3 separate regions of the Homo sapiens genome follow, and all the other regions are linked to region 2. The links are chromatin contacts, found by Hi-C or POLR2A ChIA-PET in ENCODE. All regions are on one chromosome and are shown on one strand. The core of a region is the stretch at or near the end of the contact, and the rest is flanking DNA. Distances in the headings are between cores, read along the strand shown.

What was found. A loop is a pair of places that touch in the nucleus more often than their neighbours do. ChIA-PET counts read pairs that join two places held with the same protein, here RNA polymerase II (POLR2A). Pooled maps may share reads with other maps.
Region 1: a loop to region 2 is called in a map of Calu3, with 4 times the contacts of the local background. The contact joins two enhancer-like sites. A Hi-C loop is called at or near these places in 5 of 168 maps with a recorded cell type or tissue (Calu3, endothelial cell of umbilical vein, esophagus muscularis mucosa and 2 more), 1 of 37 single-sample maps with no recorded cell type and 6 of 50 pooled maps. POLR2A ChIA-PET finds 5 or more read pairs at or near these places in 3 of 52 experiments (Caco-2, H1 and endothelial cell of umbilical vein).
Region 3: a pooled map shows a loop between it and region 2 (2.1-fold over the local background). The contact joins two enhancer-like sites. A Hi-C loop is called at or near these places in 2 of 50 pooled maps. POLR2A ChIA-PET finds 5 or more read pairs at or near these places in 2 of 52 experiments (PC-9 and endothelial cell of umbilical vein).

What each region holds. Positions count from the first base shown.
Region 1 is chr3:194,056,225-194,059,965 of GRCh38, reverse strand. All of the region lies in intron 1 of LINC02028 (long intergenic non-protein coding RNA 2028), which reads left to right. Among named protein-coding and RNA genes, the nearest start is that of LINC02028, 13 kb to the left of the region's middle. RefSeq lists enhancers at 1,393-1,442, 2,078-3,023. Within about 2 kb of position 1,510, at least 13 of the 41 ENCODE cell types and tissues checked have a DNase peak (open chromatin) inside an H3K27ac peak, as active enhancers do.
Region 2 is chr3:193,780,965-193,784,557 of GRCh38, reverse strand. No RefSeq gene overlaps it. Among named protein-coding and RNA genes, the nearest start is that of LINC02038, 61 kb to the left of the region's middle. RefSeq lists silencers at 3,044-3,338, 3,591-3,593. Within about 2 kb of position 2,122, at least 11 of the 41 ENCODE cell types and tissues checked have a DNase peak (open chromatin) inside an H3K27ac peak, as active enhancers do.
Region 3 is chr3:194,165,730-194,169,194 of GRCh38, reverse strand. No RefSeq gene overlaps it. Among named protein-coding and RNA genes, the nearest start is that of HES1, 31 kb to the right of the region's middle. Within about 2 kb of position 2,159, at least 7 of the 41 ENCODE cell types and tissues checked have a DNase peak (open chromatin) inside an H3K27ac peak, as active enhancers do.

The DNA of each region.
Region 1 (3,741 bases), core at 261-2,760, 280 kb before region 2:
GCTTAAGCTTTTTTTTTTTTTCTTAGATGGAGGTTCGTTCTTGTCACCCAGGCTGTAGTGCAGTGGTGCGATCTTGGCTCACTGCAATCCCTGCCTCCCTGGTTCAAGTGATTCTCCCATGTCAGCCTCCCGAGTAGCTGGGATTACAGGCACCCACCACCATGCCCAGCTAATTTTTGTATTTTTAGTAGAAACGGGGTTTCACCATGTTGGCCAGGCTAGTCTCAAACTCCTGCCCTCAGGTGATCCACCCGCCTTGGCTTCCCAAAGCGCTGGGATTACAGGCGTGAGCCACCACACCCGGCCTGAGCCTAAGCTTTTCATTTCGAATAAGTCTCTGGATGTCAGAGCTGGATATATACCTTAAATATATGTCTCATTTTGGAGAAGGGAAACTGAGGCTCAGAGGCTTAGTAATGCTATATAGTATTATCCTGGCCAGAAACTTGTCTTCCACTGTATGCCTGTCACCTAAAGAGCAAGCTTGGGAATTAAAAGAACAAACTCCTGTCCATGAATCTAACCGTCTATTTATTTAGTAATATTTAAACACTGGAAATGGTTTCTGGTGGTGGAATCAGCACAGCTTTGTAGCTCTCAGATGTAAAGGCTGTGTCCCTTATTAGCTACTGCTTATTTTTTCTGAGCCTGTCTTCTCATCTGGCAAATAAGAATTAAGAATAACTACTCTCCAAGTGTTATCACAAATGAGATGACAGCAGGTAAAACATGTAGTATGTGCTCAGAAAACTAAATGGAATTATAATTATTAACTGCGTTAAAAAAATCTGGGGATTTATGTAGAAATAGCTGCAGAGGGGATAAAAAGAGCTTCTTGGAGCTTCTTTGCATGAAATATCATAACCCTGCAAAGGTTGTTTTTGGTTTCTATTGATTGAAAACACAAATAAACCCCAACTGAAGCACTCTTATGAAGGAATGAATGGATTTCCAATCTGTGTTTTCTTGTTTACTGTGGAAAATATGCGATCCAAGGAAAACACAGGTGGTTAAACTGCTCAGTGCCTCTATTTTTATCATAAGCAGAGGGCTCTAAGCATTCAAACCCAAATATTTTACTTAATAGAAAATGAAGACTTAACTTCTCAAGGTTAACTGGATCCAGGTTTCCTGTGGCCAAATTTAGATTTTCAGCCATCAGTTGAAATTCCAAAACAATAATAAAAAGCTCACAATTAGCATTTTTAAAGAAGCATTTTCTTTTCATTTAGGAACTTTTGCTTTTTTGGCATCCCTTTTGTTTTGCAAAAATAAAATCTTAGTAGGGAGAGGAAAGCCACCTCCCCGGGTTGGATGCTTGCGAGATGAAGATGGGAGCCCACCCCGCAGGGCCCTGGAGAAGGTGGCGCCCCTCCCCCCTGCCCCCGTCCCCCTCCCCACTCCCCTCTTCTCTCCCCGCTGCCCGCCCCGCCACCCGGGCTTGTGCGGACGTGTCTCGGGCGTGACCTTTGAGCAGCTGCGCCACCGGCTCAGCCTCGCGGCGGGGGAAACCCGAGCTCCCAACAAAACGGTTCCATCTTTGGCTAGGCCTTTGGTATTTCAAGGCGCTGCCGGTGGGGAGAGATGCCGCGTGCCTGAGAGGCTCTGGGAGGTCGCCGCAGCTTTCGCTTCCCGGGTTTTACATTTCCGAAGGGGCTGAACGTCTGCAGAGGAACCGGAGCTGATGCTGGGGCTGGGGCTGGGGCCGGGGCGGGAACCTAACGAATGCACCTCTGGGGAGGCTAGAGGGAGCGCGGCTCAGCCTCCTCCCTGGGTGGGTCCTTCAGCGCTCTTTCCTTCTTTTTTTCTTTTCTGCAGATGTTATGTGGTCAACAGGGACTGAGGCTCTTTAAGCCCTTAAATCTCTAAGGGCTAAATCTCCTTCCTGATATTCGCCCCCAAACCGGTAACGGTTTTCACATGATTCAGATACCTCTCTACCTGCCTGAAGGACTGGAGTGCAAAGTTGAACTTGACTCAGATAAATGCATTGATCCTTCCCTGGGGAAAAAAGTTTAGACATCACTAATAGTAGTTAACTTTTGAGTGCTTCCTCTGTGCTAAGCACGGTTCTAATCACTTAAATGTAATAACTCATTTAATCATCACAACAATTCTATGACATAGGAATTCTTATTTCTGCCTAACAGGCACCAAAGAAGGCCCAGAGAGGTTTAACAACTTCCTCAGAATCACACAGCTTCCAAATGGTTGGGTTGGGTTTACATTTAGGCGGTCTTGCTCCAGAGCCAGTGCTCCTAACCTTTGCAAGCCACGAACCTCAAGAAAGTGGAGAAGGAAACGCTGGGAAATCTGGAAGTCAGACATGGCAAGTGAGGACTTTCTTTTTTCTTTTCTTTTCTTTTTTTCTTTTTTTAGAAGGAGTTTTGCTTTAATTGCCGAGGCTGGAGTCGGCTCACTGCAACCTCCGCCTCCCAGGTTCAAGCGACTCTCCTGCCTCAGCCTCCCAAGTAGCTGGGACTATGGGATTACAGGCATGCACCACCACGCCCGGCTAATTTTGTGTGTGTTTTTAGTAGATACGCGGTTTCTCCATGTTGGTCAGGCTGGTCTCGAACTCGCGACCTCAGGTGATCCGCCCACCTCGGCCTCCCAAAGTGCTAGGATACAGGCGTGAGCCATCACACCTGGCCAGGACCTTCTTAAATGCTCTGTTTTGGTCAGAAAGTGCTGGGACCCCGGGGTGGCACACCCAGCACTCACCAGGAACTAAGTACTTGCTGTCCGTTTTGGACACGTGCTGGCAGCTTGTTGACTCTCATGCCGCCATTCTCAAGAGGGGCTCCCTGGCAACCTCATCTATTGCCTGTTGGAAAGGGACAGGGCAGGCAGGGACAGGAGAGGCCGATGGCAGGCAGTTGGCTCCCAGGGTCGGTCTGAAGAGAGAGGAGAGAGGTGTGAGAAAGAGAGGGACCCACGGCATGAGGGTTGAGGCAGGGGCCAGGTCTTGCCTTGGATGCCCCAGGAAGTATGCCAGGCACTTGGGGGAACTCCTGCCCTGAAACAGTGAAGTCTGCATCCAGCAGGCCAGTTTGTTGATGAACAGGTTTGGCTAGACTGTCGAGGAGTCAGAATTTGTCCCTGTCTAGTTTGTTTCTTTGTATGGAGGTGTGGGCACAGAACGAGTCCTTAGAGGATGCTTCTGGGGAGAGAGCAGTGAAGACCAAAGTTCTAGGATGGTTTGAGAGCTCCCTTCTCTGGCACGTGGAAAAGCAAGATGTGTGCCCTCCCCCAAACACGCGCCACACCAGCTTCGCTTCCCACTGGTCTGAACGTCTCTCTTGGCTAATTCTTCCTCTTGGATTCCATTACCTTTGTGCTAACAGCTCCTACAGCGCCATTTTATATCAGCAAAAAGTACCCAGCACAGTTGCCTGAGTCAGGCAGGAAGAGCTTTGTGCCCCTCCCGCCGCCCACTCAGTACCCACCCACACAGCACACAGCAGGGGTACTGAAAGTGCATCTAGGCCGGGCGCGGTGGCTTACGCCTGTAATCCCAGCACTTTGGGAGGCTGAGGTGGGTGGATCACGAGGTCAAGAGATCGAGACCATCCTGGCCAACATGGTGAAACCCCATCTGTACTAAAAATACAAAAATTAGCCGGGCGTGGTGGCACATGCCTGTAGTCCCAGCTACTTGGGAGGCTGAGGCAGGAGAATCACTTGAACCCGAAAGGCAGAGGTTGCGGTGAGCTGAGATTGTGCCACTGCACTCCAACC
Region 2 (3,593 bases), core at 873-3,372:
ATTACTGTCCTTATAAAGTAGGGGTCACACCCCCCAAAGAGCAGTGCAAAATCTCTTGGAAAATGTACATGGGAGATGCAAAAAAGAATGCATCTGCAGTCATCTCTTTATATCTATGTGGAGATTATCTGTTTAACAAGCATTAAATGAGAGGTTCATCTCTTTTTTTTTTTTTTTTTTTTGACAGAGTCTCATTCTACAGTCCAGGAATGCAGTGGTGTGATCACAGCTTGCTGCAACCTCTACCTCCTGGGCCAAAGTTGTCCTCCCATCTCAATCTCCTGAGTAGCTGGGACTGCAAGCACACAGTACTAGGTCTGTTTTTTTGTTTTTTTGTTTCTTTGTAGAGATAAGGTCTCACTGTATTGCCCAGGCTTGTCTTGAACCCCCGGGTTCAAGCTCTCTGTGTGTCTCAGCCTCCCAAAGTGCTGGTATTACAGGTGTGAGCCACCATGCCCAGCCTGCATTGTGTTTTGTCTTGGGTTCACAGTGTAGGGTTCACATTCGGACCACTGGTGCAGAAGAGGGTAAATTTAAACCCCTTCAAGTCACAAACTTGCAGGTATACGTGCTAAGTGAATAAAAGGAGGGAGTTCAAGTGGCTCACAACTATAATCCCAGCACTTCGGGAAGCCGAGGTGAAAGATCGCTTAAGGCCAGGAATTCAAGATAGCCTGGGCAACATCTCAAGATCCAATCTCTACAAAAAATCTAAAAAACTTTTTAAAGGTGAGGGCAGTGGTAAACAGTATAATACACTGATTTTGTATTTAAAAAGGAAAAAGGAATAGGGATACACATATACCTACTTATTTGCATTGTATCCATGATGACTACATCTGAAGGAATGCACCAGAAGCTGGAAACATTGTTCCTAGAAGTGGAAGATGGGTGATGGGAGGAAGGAGTAGGAGGGAGGATTTCTACTTTATATCGTTGGTACCATTTTAAACTTTAAACCATGAGAACGTATTACCTATTCACCAAAGAATCAATACAATTTGATGTAAAACATCATGCAACCTGTTCCATGGCAGGGTCAGTGGCTCCAGGTCCTGGGAGTAGGAGAGCAGTAGGTTGGAAAGGGTTGTTTTAGAACCTGTCTCAGCCAGCCTGGCTGAGAGTTGTGACATCCTTTGACCTCAGACTGTGCTCCTCCTGCTACCCAGAGTGTGGCCAGGAGTCACAAGCTCATGTTATTTCTTCAAGCAAATGATGATGTACATCGGTTGCTGGCTGGCATATCGTGCTTTCCCAGCAAAGCAACAAGAATGCTTATGTCCCTGTCTGGGATCTCACTGAAGAGGGTTGCAGACCAAACAGAGGGAACCCCAGAAGCTGGTCATGATGGGCTGGGAAAGTATGTGCTGTAAGGGAGGTCTGAAGCCGGGAGACCAGAGGGCTCGAGGAGCCAGGAGCCGTGTTTCCAGCCATCTGAAGGGAAACCAGAAGACAGGCTAGATGAGAGCTGGGTGGACCTGTGTCCTGGGCAACCTGCAGACTTCCCAGAGCCCCTTTCCTCATCCGCAACATGGGACAGTAATATCCACAGCAAAGGTCTCTCTGGAGTTTTCTGGTTTACGACTTAATGCATGCAAGATGTCTAGCACTTACTAGGCACCCTGCAGAGGTTTCTGAGTCCCATCCCCACCCCTAATCATTCCTGTCAAACCACTAAATTTGTTCAGAGTGGCCCCAGTGTGTGAAAGCTGCAGGAAAAGAGACTTGGGCTCCTATTAGAAAAGACTTTCCTATAGACAGAACCATTCAAAGGTGGAGCAATTCTGTTCTGATGGGCATTTTTCAGGTAACAGTGCTTTATTGGAAGAAACTCAAGGCTCTTTTTTCTGGGTCTCTAAACTCATGACAAACGAAGTAGGATCAAAGACCCCTGGGCCCCATCTCAGACATGGCCCTTCGTGGCCCCTTCCACCTCACTCGCCTCTCCATTCCTGTCCCTCCTCCAGCCAGCCTGTGCAGCTCCCAGAAAGGCTCAATTAAGAAGGCATTTCCAGACCTCGCTGCGGCTGGCACCACCACATTTTTTGCATTCTCTGCCTCTGCGGCTCCTGGAGGCATGAGGTGTGTATCTGCCTGTGTGTGTGTCTCTTATCTACCTCAGGAGAAAAGGACACGAGTCTTGTGACTCAGCCTAAGAGCAATTTCCTCCTTTGACTTCACATTTCCAATTGGAGGGACCCTGGGTTCCAGCGATAACCGTGAGAGTGTCTTCTTAGAGCGAATGTCCTTAATTGTGCTCTGACTTTCCAGGGCTTCTGAGCAGGTGCTGTTGGGAGTCCTTGAGAACTCCAGAATAAGTGAGGTCTGATCCATGCTCCAAACGCAACTACAGTCAAATAGAGGGGATACACACTTATGTTCGGTGTAACTCTCACACCAAACGAACCATGACAAATGCCACAGGGAGCTAAGTGCCATAAAGAATGATTGTAAATGTTAGATATAATAATGGCAAGTGGTTATGTTAAAGGGAAAGCAGTCCTTCTCAGTCAGAGATGCATGCAGATGTCTAGGTTGTTTTAAAATACTCTAGGGAAAGCCAGGCCCGGTGGCTCATGCCTGTAATCCCAGCACTTTGAAAGTCCAAAGCAGGCGGATCACCTGAGGTCAGGAGTTCGAGACCAGCCTGGCAAACATGGAGAAACCCTGTCTCTACTAAAAATACAAAAATTAACTAGGCAGGGTGGCGGGAGCCTGTAATCCCAGCTACTCAGGAGGCTGAGACAGGAGAATCACTTGAATCTGGGAGGTGGAGGTTGCTGTGAGCCAAGTTCACACCACTGTACTCCAGCCTGGGCGGCAGAGCAAGACTCTATCTCAAAATAAATAAATAAATAAGTAACGCTAGGGAAAAACATCTTAAGTGTTTTGGGGTGAGATGATATGATGTCTGGGGTTTGATTTAAAACATTCCAGAAAAAAGGTTGGAGAATAGATGAACAATTTGGCAAAACATTGATAATTGTCATTATTAAAGCTGGGCGTGGGTATAAGAGAGTTTGTTATATCATATTCTCTATTTTTGTATATGCTTGGAAAATTCCAGAATAAAAAGTTAAAAGGAAATGAATGGTTAATGCTGACAGGAGGTGTGTGGGTCAGGGACAGCTTCACACAGTAGGTGAGGTTGAAACTGGGCTTAGAAGATGAGTCAGAGATTGGAAGTGGGAGGGATAGACATGATTTGGAAGCTCTTGTTGGCTTTATTTTTTGTCTGTAAATCCTTCTGTTCTCCTGGGTTTTCATAGCAGTGAAAGCATTTCCCCCTCCAGGGTGTGACCTGCCCTTGTTTCAGACACCCCTTTGGATGGGGCCTCTCAGTGAGGCCTTCTTTGGCTGGCAGAGCTGGAGCTGTCGTGGCCCTGACCAGGTCTGCAGCCCCCACCCCGCTTCCTTCCTCCTCTCTCCCCCTCCATGCCCCGTCTGGGGAAAATTATCCCAGCTCCAAGTAGTAAATTTAAGGCCTTGGCAGCCCTCCCACAGATGACTCCCAAATTATCCCATTCCAAGGGTGGGAGTGGGGAGGCCAGAAGTTCAGGCCCGAGGCATTCACCCAGTCGTTTGAGAGCTCC
Region 3 (3,465 bases), core at 910-3,409, 380 kb before region 2:
GATTCATTGCCTGGGTTTTGACAGCAGACAGATCTGGGGTCAAGCCTGTGCTCATCTGCTTCCTAGCAGAGTGGCTTTGATGGAACTACTTGATCTCTGTGAACTTCGATGCTTTCACCTGTAAAGTAAGGACAAGAATCTGAACCTCAGGGTGCTGTTGGGGTAGGTCTACGGTGAGCCTTCGATAAAAGGTAGCTGCTGTTGGGACTAGTTGTGATTAATGAAAAATGAGAAATGGAATTATTATTTAATAAAAGTAACCTATTGGTGGGCAAAGATCTTTTAAAACTTGTAGCCCAGAAGGGTTCTAGGCAGTGAAGGTTGGGACCCTCTACACCAGGCGACCCTAAATTTTTCCTTTGCAGTGGGGCTGTGGAGAGGACGTACGTGCATGATTGAAGTTTAACAGGGAAACTTTCATTTCATTTCCTTTTGCTGATTATGCATATCCTGTGGTGTCCTAAAACTCAAGCCTAGGACCATAGTTCAGGCCACATGCCCTGTGGTGACCTCCGTCTAAGCCACCTCTGTGTGCCCTAGATTGAAAACTGTTGATTGAAAAGGTCAGAACAATACCTTCTGTCATGATGGCTGCAGATCACATTCAATCGGGACAGCATTCTAGTGATTCAAAAGACACACACACACTCACACTCACACACACACACACACACACACACACACACACACACACACCCCAAACAGGGACATCAGTGACCTGCGGAGAATGGGGGAGATTTGAGGATTTACCTGGGAATGAAGGTTTCAGTCATGCTACCACCCAGTGGTGGGTGGAAGTAACCTGGTCAGTTAAGCCTGCTCCAGGATTTTGTTTGATATTCAATAATTATCTTACTGCTGCTCTTTGTTCTGGAAGCTCTTTCTTGGCAATGTGTTGAGACACATGTTTTTTCTTCTTTAAAAAAAACACACACAATACAGTGAGACTAAAACTGCTCTAAAAATTGTTTATTAAAACAAAAAAAAAATGTGTGTGTTTGTTCTGCTGACAACAGTGCCATGAAATATAAAACTTGGTGCCCAGGATTTCTTCATGCTAATATATTACATAACTTGAAGGCTTCCCTATGTATTGAACCCCTGTAGAAATTTCCGGCTGAACGTCAACCTCTTCCCCTTCCTCCCAACACACAGCTCTACCTCCCACTCACTTTGCAGTGGACTTTCTTTAGAAGGTCTCTTTTAGATTTTTCTTTTTCATCACACAGAGACGCTGCCATGAATGAAGAGTCTTTCTTCTTACAATTGAAGACTTCAGCTTCAAAAAAATGAGATAAATTCATTTTCTCCTCTCTAAGGTACTTGAAATGTAAGAGTTCATTGAAAGGGGAGGGGGAAACTCATTGTTGAAATTCATTAAGTTTTAGTCTTGACTAAAATGAAAGAAATGGAGATTAACAATTCAAAAATGGAGCTTGTTCATTAAAATTAACTACAGTTACACAGCTTGTCATGCAGTTCACGGGGAATCATTTCTCTCCTGCTTAATTATGATGATGAAAACTCAGCTTTTACTAGGATAAAATGATGTCATCCTTATCAGAAAAAAAAATTGTTTCCCAAGTCTGGCTGCAGCAGTATTTTTCTGGGATGTTTAAAAAAAAAAAGCTTCTAAAGTGATTTGTTAAGTAAAGTTGTTCTCCAGAGCTAGCTCTGTATTGATGTATGTTTGAATACGGGGGGGAAATGTCTCACATAATGAATCCAAGCTTAATAAACCAAATACCAAATGCATTTAAATTTATTACAATTAGGACTTTCGGAGTTGTAAACACCTTAACAGACACACAACTTCAAAATCATTCTGATATTACCGAACTTATATTCAAAATGCCCTGTGCTTTCGTCACATGATTTATTAGATGTGGTGATTGGCATGTTCTAGAATTTCCCCCTCCCCAAAGAAAACACATTTTTTCTTACATGGTTATTGCAGCAGTTATGTATTATAGCTACGAGTGTTATGAAGCACAGCATTACGTTTTAAGAAGCTCCTTCCCTTCCCCATGAGAGAAAGGGACTCTACAGGAAGCAGAGGAGTGGGGCAGCGTGGAGCTACAGGCTCTCATCTCTGGGATGGTTCCAGCTGTAATAAGTGAGCCCAAGACTCTAACGTAACAGGAAAACTCCACTGGCTCCAGTGATTAGGAGGGACCCCGCCCACAAGGACGCTGTTGGCCCCTGTTGCCATCTGCCTTTGGACGTGTTAGGAGGTAAAGAAAGGTCCTTTTTATGTTAAAATCTCACTACCTCTGAAACTGCCCTACAGAAATCCCATCATTCCCCTTCTCTCTCTTTTCTTGGCAACACTAAAAGTCCTTTGTAAACATCCTCCCTGAAAAGCCTCTGTAGATCTGTCCGATAAACTTCCAAAGCGGGGGGCGGGCGAGCGGGCGGGTAGTTTAAGCTCCTGCCTGGGAACAGATTGAATGTAGACAGTTTAAAAGATTATTACATTTGGAGAAGTAGCTGAAATCACCAAGCTTGAAAAGGTGTGAAGGAGCAGCAGAAAGGATACAGTCCTGGTCTGGCTATGCAGGGCTTTTTTTATTTTCTTTCCCTAGACCCCTAAAGCTGTGAGGAATCTTGTTGCTAATCAGAAGGAAGAAACCCAGGCTCTTGGTCCTAAATGCACACAATTATGAAAGCAAAGGCAATGAAACATTAAAAGATGTTCCCAAAGTATGTCAGAGCTAACATACACACCACTCCAACCAAACTGAATTAGCCCAACCAGTCAGAAGTGCTTTTTTTTTTTCTTTTTTTTTTTAAAAAAGAATCTGTTGGCAAATGTGTCTCATTTATCAAATCCTTTCATTTCCCCTTCTCCCCAGCCCTCCTTCACAGGTCAAAGGAAATGCACTGGTCTATTGAAAGATATTGATTTCCTCCCACTGTGAGATTCCTAAGGAACCTCATTGAAAGGAGGGATAAAGATCCTGGTGGGTTTCAGGGACAGCTCTCTTACTTCCTCTTCTCCTACCCTGGCTTCTTCCCATTGGAATGCAGCTAGTTTCTTGACTTTTGGTGAATACTAGGAGTTTCCCAGGAGACATTGTCAGAGACTAGATGGAGGTTACTCCAAGGTACAGTGGATTAAATGCTGCACTGGATGGAGGTGGGACCAGAAGACCCCTAGGACTCCTCTAGCTCTAAGGTCCTGTGGACCAGTCTTTCAATTCTACCCCAAAGGGCCACTTACAGTTCAGAAGCAACTGATACAAGCCTCAGGAAATTAGACTTAGATAGATATTGACCCCCTCCTCTCACCCAGATGATCAAATGGCAGGTGTGGACACTTGTAAGGACAGCAGTGCCTTGTAAGTTAGTCGGGCCGGATGTTGAGTGACGATTGTGGGCAATGCTGGGCTAGATGATGTTGAAACAAAACAAACATGCAGACAAAAACCCTTCTCTTTCTCTTTGAGTAGCGTCTCTTTAGCG